Regions from separate parts of the Homo sapiens genome. Here regions 2 and 3 are each linked to region 1. Evidence: chromatin loops called from intact Hi-C (ENCODE). Cell type or tissue: Caco-2. All regions are shown on one strand. Each heading gives the region's core, and the rest is flanking DNA. Links, peaks and the distances in the headings are about the cores only.

Region 1 (5,993 bases), core at 1,870-4,369:
CGAAATAATGAACAATTTAAAAATGTTACTTTTCTCCTCTCTCTAAACTCAAAGCAGAGAATTTTTAAAAAACTGTTTCCATCTTGATAAAACCCTAATTAAAAATAAAAGGGCTAATTAAAAATAAAAATAAAAGGACTCTTTGTGGAATGAGGCAGGCATTAAATAAGTAAATCAGACAAATTCAATATGCTTTCATTTCTATACCTATTCTATTAAGTCACCTCTTCCAGGTTGTAACATGACAGCTCTCTTTTCTTCCTCAATCTCTCACTTTCTTTCTTTTCCCTTCTCTATCTCAAATTGTCGAGCTGTTACTGTCTCTTCTATCCCCTCTTGGTCTCTGTTATCACAGAAGTGGACAGGAGCCAGGTCTAGCTGTGGTTTTTTGCCATGTCAGTAGCCACACCAGTTGTTGATAAAAATCTGGCACCGTGAGATGAGGCCATCTGTGGTGAAGTTTAAACCTATTTACCTCCCTGGCAAGCTGGTTGAAGCCTCCCTTTCTCTGTATTCAGTGAGGCTGAAGATGACAAATGCAGTGGGATTAAAGCCATGGGATGAAGTTTGGGGCAAAACAAAACCCTTTCCCAAAGACAGAGCTCATGATAGCTATTAGCTGTGAGGATAAGCAAATCCCCAGTGTCTGGAGCATGCAGCCAAGAGACATTCCAGCTCTGTGTCCCACTCTGTGTACTTGAAGGAGACAGACAACTGGCTGAGTTACAGTCTGGACTTTGGGTACTGGGAGATGCAAACTGGACTCTGCCACTTCTTTGTTAAAGGACCTTGGAATAATCCTGGGCTGTATTTTGTGATTTGCAGGGTAAAACCCCTGTTTTAGAGAACTGTTCTCAAATATAATGAGCTACAGAACAAAACTACCACACTTGTGACCTCCAAATAGGACTCCACAGCTTGACCAATTACCTGAACCATAACACTACGGTCCAAAAGCTTTGGTTGCTTCCAAAAATCCAATCAACCCTTACAGCTACCAATGAGGCTATTCAGACATGCATGAAGTAAGCTCTGAAGTCAATGCCAAATGCTTTGGACAATGGCAGCGTCCCTGGGCAGAGGCCAATTTACCATGAAGCTAATAAAGCTGAAGCTTCTAGGCCTCTTTTGAGACCCCCAAGAAGGATGCTAGCAATGTGTCCCCATGTTTGTATTTTTGTTGCAAAATTTATAAAAGTAGGGTGTTTTAAGCCCAATGAGTTGACTGCTTTCTCTATTTCTACTTTCCCTCTGTTCGATTTCCCTTTCCGTTACACGGAGTTGGAGTGATCCAAGGCAGTTGAGTTAGAGATACATTTAGTGTGGGTTTAGCGGGATAAATTTGTGAGAATCAAAGTCTCATCCATATGCTGCTTTACTGGCTTTACTGCTGGCCATCAGTATAGGAATGGTTTCTTGGTCCATGCCTACAGCTCAGTGTACTGACCCACCTGGCAAGGTACACAGAAAGAGGCAGAGCCAGAAGTTGACTCCCAATATCTCCACATGAAAGTGTCCCGCAGTGTTTGGCACTGGAAATATGTGGGCAGTGGAGGAGAAACCAGATTTGAAATGTGTGGAGCCAGAGGCTACTCTGTGGAATGGAGATAATATCTATATTTTTAAGGTTATTATGAAGATTAAACACAATAAGGTATGTGTCAGTGTTAACCGGTATCTAGTATAAATGGTTGGTAAGGAAAAGTATTTTTGTTTCTTATTTGAAGGATCTGACTATATTCATTATGAAAACCAGATATCAGCTGGTCGCGGTGTCTCACGCCTGTAGTCCCAGCACTTTGGGAGGCCGAGATGGGCGGATCACCTGAGGTCAGGAGTTCAAGACCAGCCTGGCCAACATCGTGAAACCCTGTCTCTATAAAAATACAAAAAAAAAAAAAAAAAATTAGCCAGGCATAATGGTGGGTGCCTGTAATCCCAGCTCCTCAGGAGGCTGAGGCACGTGAATCACTTGAACCTGGGAGGCAGAGGTTGCAGTGAGCTGAGATCACGCCATTGCACTCCAGCTTGGGCAACAGAGCAAGATTCTGTCAGAAAAAAAAAAAAAAGAAAGAAAAAAGAAAGAAACCCAGATATCAGAATATCAGAATGCTTGGGAGATTGTGATAGCTCTTGAAACATTATTTTAAAAAACCTATTGTTACTTTTTTCTCCTTTTTTCTTTATTCTCAAAGTGAATTGAAAAATATTGAAAATCCTGCTATTTGAATTCTAGTTAATAGAGATTCTCCCACTCTAAAAGGATTAAAAATTTAAAACACTCTCAAGATGCCTCATAGCAACATTAGTAATAAGAATTAGGACACCCCCCAGATGCCAATGGTTAAGAAGCAAAGTCCATCTGATATTATTAAGCCGCTCTCTGCTTTATTGATTGCTAGGCTCTCTGAGGATGGGAAGAACATCTTTGGGTTTAGTAATATACAGTGCCTGTCTCAGCACATAGGTGCTCAACAGTGACTAATACACCTCTCTAATTGTTCTTTTTATTGGTTCCTAGACTCAGACTGGACTCTATCCCGCCTGAGTTTCACAGATGAAGTTGAAATGGACCACTTGCTCTCCATTTGGTATCATTTCTAAAGTAATGGCTGAAATCATCCCTAACTGGAGAGAGAAAAAAAATAAAATAAAATGACACCTGAAACATTCTTGTTAGTTAATAAGCAATAGGCTGGTTAGAAACAACTTTTTCTCTGTAGAAAAAGGTCCATACATCCTTGTCCCCTACCTAGTCTACCTTCTGTTTCTTTTCTATTTTTCCTGCACCATCCAAAAAAAAGAGGTGCCTCATTTAACTAAAAGCAAGTTTCCCCACATTGGACAGCCTGATCCACACCCCTTTTAGCCTCGGCATCACCTTGGTGAAACTCCAAGAATGTGCCCATACACAAAAGAGAATTTGCTCCTCTTTCTGAGAAACTGATTTCTCATGGCACAACCAGGTTTGCCAGAGCCAGTTGGAAGTTTAGCAATCTTAACTGTGCTTCAGAAGGTCAGACCCAGCCGAAACCCAGGCTACTAAGTATCTAGGTATTGGCACCTCGGGGTGGATGGCTTGGGGAGAGAGAAGGGGGTGGGGGTGGAGAGAGAGAGAGAGTGAGAGAGAGAGAGAGAGATGCGAGGGGACCCCATGTGTTCCACAAATTGCCTCTCCCCAACACCCACCCAGCCATGAGTATATGAAATAATTCCTCCTTTGTCCGCCAGCTGGCTTTCAAAGCTATTGGGATGAGCCTGCTGGACCTGTCTGGGAAGCTTGTTAAACTGCACGGAGTAAGTCAGGGAAAGGGAGGGGTAGGGAAAAGATTAAAGGGCGAATACAGTCTGTGTGAGGCAGTGGCTCTGACTCTAAAGAAGCAGATGATCTAAGGAAAGGAAGAGCTTCCCTCTAAAACCAGAGACTGCATGCAATGCAAATGACCTGTGTGCAGCTGCCTCTGGCAGGCAGCCACCCGCCTCCAAAGAATAAAGTCAGAGCAACAATTCACTCCTGAACCCTGAAGCTTAGTGACTTCAAACAAGAAAAAAGAAAAGTGACATGCTTTTTTCCCCCTTTCCCGAGTGAACTCATCCTTTCCCCAAATTGTGCTGATGACCTCATCATCTGCAGCTGTGTGCTCCAAGCTCTCTCACCCCCTCAATCCCTGGGGATCACATCTGGTGTGGAGCCTTGGTACCTGGGGCTACAACATCTGGAAATGACCGCCTTTACAAGTGGGGTGTTTTGTAACCACCTTTTACTCTGTTTGATGCAGCCAAGGGGAAGGGAAATCTTCAGCATCTTTTTCTTGGGAGATAGCCCTCTCGTCTTTGTGCAATAAGGATTTGCAGGGACAGTGATGTCAGGGTTAGTGTTTCAGGTACCTTTTCATTTTTCACCTTTACATTCATGAGTGACTGTTGGTCTAACCTGAGAAATGATATTGGTCTCTTTGAACCAATCCTGCTTGTGTTTGTTTGATGGTCTGGCTTTTGGTTTGTTTATGTCCTCACTGACAAAGGTAATGTTATTGTCGATATGAAAAATCACCCCAATTATGGCCTGGCTCGGCTCATGCCTGTAATCCCAGAACTTTGGGAGGCCAAGGTGGGCAGATCACTTGAGGCCAGGAGTTCAAGACCAGCTTGGCCAACACGGTAAAACCCTGTCTCTCTAAAAAATACAAAAATTAGCTGGGCATGGTGGTGCATGCCTGTAGTGTCAGCTACTCGGGAGGGTGAGCTGGGAGTATCACCTTAGCCTGGGAGGTCAAGGCTGCAGTGAGCTGTGATTGTGCCACTGCATTCTAGCCTGGGTAACAGAGTGAGACCCAGTCTCAAAAAAAAAAAAAAAAAAAAAAGAGAGAGAGAGAAAATACATCATCCCAATTAGCAGAATTAAATGGGCTTTAGAAACTACAATGGTGAAAATGGCCCTAAACTATTTATGTCTATGGGAAAACATATACATTTAGGAAGGGGACTCTTTTCCTATTGTGAGAATATACATTGATCCAACTAAGTTTGGAAAACAATTTGGCAATCCTCTCTATATAAAGGAACTTAAAAATGCTCATATACTTTCATTCTGAAATTTCATTTCTAGAAATCTCTTATCCAAGTAATATAGAAATTCTAAACTATAGTATGAGATCTTCATTCCAGTATTATTTACTATTTACTGCAATAAAACAAAAAGAATCCCCCCATCACATAAAACAGAGACAACCTAATCCAATGTTCAACATTAGAAGAAGGGCTGTGTAAATTATGTTACATCCATATAATGGAATGTTATGTAGTCATTAAAAATGAAAATTATGCAATGCCTTGTTTATATAATGCTAGAAAATATCAGAATATAAGCATGATTTCTACTTTATACAAGGCATATATGCATGGACAAAGGAATTGAAAGAATATATATGCCAATTCCACAAGTGTTGTTTTTAGGAGGGGATGATGTTACTATTATTTGTTTTTTTATGCATTTTCATGTTTTCAACTTTTCCACAGTGAGCTTGCTTTACTTTTATAATTAGGAAAATAAAGTTATTTTAAAAGGTGGGAAAATGCAAATCCTTTGCAGGCCTCCTTGGCAGAATGTAATGAATTATTATCCTATGCACTATAAACTAAAGTGGTGTATTAGCTAGGCCTGACATAAGAAAATGGCAAACTGTAGGGGAGTTTATATTTAATTCTAGCTGATTGTTATTATGAGAAAATATAAATGGCTCAGAGCCACTGAATCTGATTTTTCTAGATAAGTCCTAAATCCCGATTTTAAAGTGGAATCCACTGATTTTTAAATAAAGGCGATAAATTCACATTTAAAAAAATCAATTACATATGTTGGGCCAGCAAAATATCCAGCCTATGTGGCATTATTTTGAAACTCACTAGTTAGAAAATGCAAGTGCAGTCCTGTGGAGACAGTCACCAGCCTTGGGGGCTGCGGGGCATTTCACTTCACTTCATTACTATTAATAATGCTGCAGTGAAAGCCTTCTACTTATTTCTTTTCACAGCTAGGCAGGTATCTCCCTAAGGTAAACTGTAAAAAGATGGATTTCAGATTCAAAGATTACATTGATTTTTTATACATATTGTCAAATAGTGTTCCAGCAAGTTCAAATGCATTACTTCCATTAACTGTTCATGGTAGCCCTTCTTTTTCACACTATCATAAGTATAGAGTTTGGTCAAGCTTTGTCATAGATGAACGTTTATATCAAATTATATTTATATTATATTCGCTTAATGCTATTAAACAGATATTGTATGTTTATTGACCTTTGGTATTTCTTCTTTTATTATTTGCCTGTTCATGTTTTTTGCCCATTTTTAAGTTGTCTCTGACTTTTTCTTATGGTTTTATATAACCTTTTTTTTGTATACCATGGACAGTAGCTATCATATGAATTAAGTTAAAAAATTTTTTTTTCTTTTAATCTTGTATAATGGGTAAGGTTTTTTTGTTATTTTAA
Region 2 (2,500 bases), core at 1-2,500, 270 kb after region 1:
TTTCATGATGAAATGTTTCTATCATGGCACTGAGGTGTGTTTCCTTAGAACTAGGTTCTGCCTCATATGACTAAGATGTCAATTCTAGGCCCAAATTCATCATCATCATCACTCAGAGGTACTTTATATGGTCAAACATTGTGCTAAGCTCTTGACTTTCATTAGATCCGCAAGTGAAGTAGGTGCCATTTATTATCTCCATTTTTTGGAGGAGGAAACTAGGCTTAGCTGGAAACTCAGCAGAGCTGGGATGTAAACCTAGGCAGGCGAGCTTAAGCACTGGATAGAGTGCGAGAGAACTTTCTAGCCCAAGGCACAGGCAGCTTCTCTTCACAAGGTTCGTAGAAGGGGCTAGGCGACCACAGGTTGGGGACTTACGATGCCGGCTGGAGTGTGGAATTGCTGATGAAGGTAACATGCTAAGGTCCAGGCTTCCAGGACTCTCTGCCAGGTCCGGCTGGAAGCAGCAGAACTCTGTCCTCTTCTGCTGCTGTGGAAGCCCCGACTGGAAATGCAGCTCTGGAGTCTCCCTTTCTCTTCGTTAAATCTCATTAACACTTGTGGGAGTTACGCCCCTGCCTCAAGGAGAACACAGACCTCTAATTGCTGTGAAAAGAGGCCTGGGAAACCCCGTTCCTCTACCACCCCTGACTCTGGGTCTCCTCCTCCTCTGCTCACCGCTGGCGGGGGCTCTTCCAGACTCTGCAGCCCTGGCTTGGTCCCCCAGATTATTAAGTCATTTGTAAAAATCAAACTCATGTGCTCTCCAGAATGTCTTTAGGTCAGCTATCACAACAGCATGGTCCTCTGAATTTTTTTCCCGGGTGCATACAGCAAATGGCCAATCCAAGTGCAGTGTAGAGAGATGGCAGGTCTGCAGTCTGTTTGGTCTTCATCCTCTCTGGGGAATCTTCTTTTTCTCTCCCAGTACCACAGACTAATATTCTGATTCACATTCTGTGATGCTGCCGTTCCTTCTTTCTTTTGTTTTTCTTTTTTTTTTTTTATACCTGCATAAACAGCAATGTCCCAAGCTATGTAGACCAGAGCAGTAAGCCAGTGATGAGCCGTGAACACCTGGACACTGATTGGATGACATTTGCAAAGAACTGGGCGAAGCATCTGGGAGCGAATGCTTGCGCTTGGCAGCAGAGCGGCTGGCGCGGGAGAGCCAGGGTCATCCCAAGAACTCTGTGTGATCCCAGTCCAAGGACAGGAGACAGGGCTTTCCTTGAAGGGAGGTACTGAATGAAAGGTGAGTCACGTAACTACAGCGGAGCGAAAAGGAAACAGAGAATGGTGAAGTCAAACAAAGGGGCAGGAAGAAAAAGAGACAACAGCGTTCCTCCCACCCTGCAGGGAGAAAGGAGCCGCCGCCATAACCTCAACTCAGTCCTCTCCCGCCATCTAGTGGTCATGCTTAGTGACTGCAGCACAGACTACTAAGGGGAATCGTGACACAGGGAGGTGTCGGTGAGATCGCTACCTTATGGCCTGAAGAGTAGACATACTCAACACAAAGGGTAACTCGAGCCAAAACCATCACCAGGAAAACAGGCCCTTTTCTGTGGAAGGGCTTGTTTGTTTTGATTCGAAATACTGTGCAATTAAAGAACAGATGTGTGTCTTGCTCAATCTGCAGGTTAATGGAGGTTGGCTTGGAAATTCCCCAGCCCCTAGCAATTTCTTTAAAAAGGATTCACGTGTGTAGCACACGATTAAAATCTCTGTCAGGAAAAGCCAGTTTTTTATGAATAAAGACTATTTGTTACTTCTATTTTCTGACACAATCCAGAAGCCAAACATTCCTTACATTTTGAAGAGGATAGAGAAGGAACCCTGTCACATCAGATCCCTTGTCTAGACTCCACTCCCTAGTCAGGGAACCTCAGGTTTTTATCCTCCTCTAATAATTAGCTTTCCTGTGAAAAATACATGACGCAGGTTCTGGTCAATTTTTTTTTCTGCAGATTTTCTTTCCCCATTCTCAAATACGAAATATTTGAAGTTCCCAGTGACCAAATCTTGGTACAGGTGTTGGCTGATTGAATTATAAAATGTAGAGCTTTTTGGCAGCAAGAACTAATGTGTAAAGAATAAAACATATATACACAAGGAGTTACAGCTTCACAAATATATATGTCTACCACAAGTAATTGTGCTTACCTATGCCAAAATTTTCACATGTATTAGATTCTAAGAGATGACAAAAAGATCAAGTAAATACAGCCTGTCAACATTCCTTTTTGTCTGTGCCTATATATATGAGATGAACAAAATTTGTAGATCTAAGCAGCAGGGTGCTTTCTCCAGGTTCCTCTGCATTCTTTTCTGGGTCACTATAAATCTATATATCTTTGACTGGATATAGATAAAGGTGCAGCCTAGACCTGTCCTTATAGAGAACGTCTGATGTTTGTTTGTTCTACAGCACATCTGTGCAGGTCTGTGGGGTCACCAGTTATTCTGGGAGTGATAATGTAGGCTCCCTTATGTAAGG
Region 3 (2,500 bases), core at 1-2,500, 170 kb after region 1:
CTGCTTCTAACATGGAATCCCATTTCCACCTTTGTAAAATGGAACTCATAAACATAACCATTTCTTGGGTTGTTGTGAGGGTTAAATGCAATAATCTATGTAGTATCTCAAAAACTGCCTGACATTTCACAAGTATAGGTGTGTTTGACTATGGTTGTTTTCCATTGAGATCAGGCAGTATCCAACCTTTGGATCAGTACTGTGGGGTGAGAATATCACAGCCCAACAGAGACCCATAAGAGCATGGATGCTGCAGTCAGATGGACTGAGGTTGGAACTGTGGTGTTTCTAAAAATTCTTTATGAAGAGTTCTTACCTCACATGGTTGTTGTGATAGTAAATGAAGTAAAGCAATTCACCTTGCCCATGAAAATCCTTTTAAAACATTAGGTGTCATTATTAGAGAGCACCTACTGAAAGTTGGAAATTAATGATGAGCATGCCAAGGGTGACACACAGCTCTCCTGCCACTTACTGCCTGGGACGTGGAAGGCTGCTGTCCCCCAGCCAGGCATGGACTCACGGGCTGTATCATAACCACAGTGCTCAGCTGTGTAGACCATGCTGGTTTGGCCCCTTTGCCTTCCAAATAGCTTTGGTGACGAAGATGTAGCTGTGGTCACAGTTGCACCTCAAGCCCCTACACTAAATCACAGTGAGTGAGAAATTGCTGGGAAGTGGGAGGAAGGGTGATGGAGGGTGTGTGTAGTCTGGCTTGAGAGGTTCACCCAAACTTTCAAGTAGCCTCCACAATAAATCCAGGACTGTCGCTTGGTGATTAGTTAGAGGAAACAGAAACGGCTGGACAAAGCCAGGAAATGACCTTAGAGACTAAACACGGTGTATTTTATTTTAGGGCTTTTTCTCACTTAGAAGTACTGCCAGGTTGTTTAAAGAGAATGAGTGTTATCAGGGAAGGATTTGGGGGATCTGCCAGGCTTTTGACAACATGTGGTAAAAGATTTACAAAGCCCGGAATCAAAGGAGGAGGACAGACAGGGGGATGTGTACTCAAGAGATGCCGCAGGTGGGCCTGAGATTGACAAAAATTTTTATTGCCCTTTGGGGAGCTTTCTAGTAAGCCTGATGGGCTCTGCAAGGCGGGGGCAGAAGCCCGAGCAGAATGGCACGTTTCTATGGAAGGCGGAAGAAGTGAGGGCAGGGTGGGGAGCCATTTGGGTCCTTTGGAACCCATGGATGTCAATTAGGGAAGGGAGTGGCAGGGTGAGAGCAGGCAGGACTGATGAGACTTTGGGCACTTTCCTGCCCCCATTTTTAGACAGATGGAAATTTAGGAGGTGTTTGAGCAAAAAATAAATAGCCTGAACAATGTAAAACTATTCACAGGAAATGAGGAGGAAGGAAGGTTAAAAGTATTGAACCCCTCTTATGCAGCAGAGTGCTGGCTGAACCATCAGTGCTAATGCATTACCATCCTTAATGTAACAGAGGAGACAAGCAAAGCTTAGGCTGGTAAAATCCCCTTGTGTGTTGCAGGTGGGGGAAATGAGGGCTGTACCCCAAAGTCTATCAAACCCCAAAGCCTTCTATGATGTTACCTTGGAAGGGATGGGCAGGTAGAATTGAATACCAGCTGGCAGGAATCCCTTCTTTTCTGCTTCCTTAAGCAACTGCTTTGCTACTCATCATTACAATGGTATCAGAGTCCAAAATGTATTCCAGGGGTCTCCCCTGCACAGCTTCCCTGCACACCATGGATGGTTCTGGCTTCCTAAACATGAGATCATTCACATTCTCTTATTTAACGACAACCAACTGCAGGCTTCTTTACTTATTGTATCACTGAATTGGCCTAAAGCCCATTTAAAAAAAAATTGACATTGTATGTTTTTATCATGTAAAGCATTATGTTTTGAAGTATATATACATTGAGTAGTGGTTATATCAAACCAATCAACAAATATATTACCTCACATAGTTATCATTTCTGTGGTGAGAGCATATTTTCAAGAATACCATATATTGTCATTATCTGTAGTCACTTTGCTATGAAATAGATCTTAAAATTTATCCCTCCTGTCTAATTGAATTCATATATCCCTTGACAAACACCTCCCCATCCCTCCTTCCCTTCAAAAACCTCAGCCTCTAATAACCACCATTCTGCTCTCTACTTCTATGAGATCAACATTTTTAGATTTCACATGAGGAAGATCATGCAGTATTTATCTTTCTGGATTTGGCTTATTTTACTTAACGTAATGTCCTCTACGTTCATCAATATTGTCACAAACAGCAGGATTTCATTCCTTTTTGTGGTTAAATAGTATTTCATTGTGTATATAGGCCACATTTTCTTTATCCACTCATCTGTTGATTGACACTAAGATTGATTTCATATTTTGGCTATTGTGAATAATGCTGCAGTAAACATGGGAATGTAGATATCTTTTTGACGTAGTGATTGCATTTCCTTTAAATGTATACATAGTAGTGGGATTGCTGGATCATATGGTAGTTCTATTTTTAATATTGGGGA

The links. Peaks named below come from ENCODE experiments on the same cell type or tissue, not always from the same donor. Only the 100,000 strongest peaks of a DNase experiment are listed, where the experiment ranks them.
Region 2: it touches region 1 in a loop (2.8-fold over the local background); 6 of 110 quality-filtered maps call a loop at or near these places.
Region 3: it touches region 1 in a loop (2.0-fold over the local background); 1 of 110 quality-filtered maps calls a loop at or near these places.

The regions. Positions count from the first base shown.
Region 1 is chr9:20,195,799-20,201,791 of GRCh38, reverse strand. It overlaps a transcript of SLC24A2 not described here. Among named protein-coding and RNA genes, the nearest start is that of MIR4473, 210 kb to the left of the region's middle. RefSeq lists a silencer at 3,347-3,641. In Caco-2, for the core only: no CTCF peak of the experiment used is centred there; a DNase peak (open chromatin) is centred at 3,281.
Region 2 is chr9:19,925,081-19,927,580 of GRCh38, reverse strand. It overlaps a transcript of SLC24A2 not described here. Among named protein-coding and RNA genes, the nearest start is that of SLC24A2, 140 kb to the right of the region's middle. RefSeq lists enhancers at 1,101-1,210, 1,136-1,430. In Caco-2, for the core only: a CTCF peak has its summit at 1,406 (motif pointing left); a DNase peak (open chromatin) is centred at 1,380; H3K4me3 peaks cover 240 bases.
Region 3 is chr9:20,027,247-20,029,746 of GRCh38, reverse strand. It overlaps a transcript of SLC24A2 not described here. Among named protein-coding and RNA genes, the nearest start is that of SLC24A2, 240 kb to the right of the region's middle. In Caco-2, for the core only: no CTCF peak of the experiment used is centred there; a DNase peak (open chromatin) is centred at 1,036.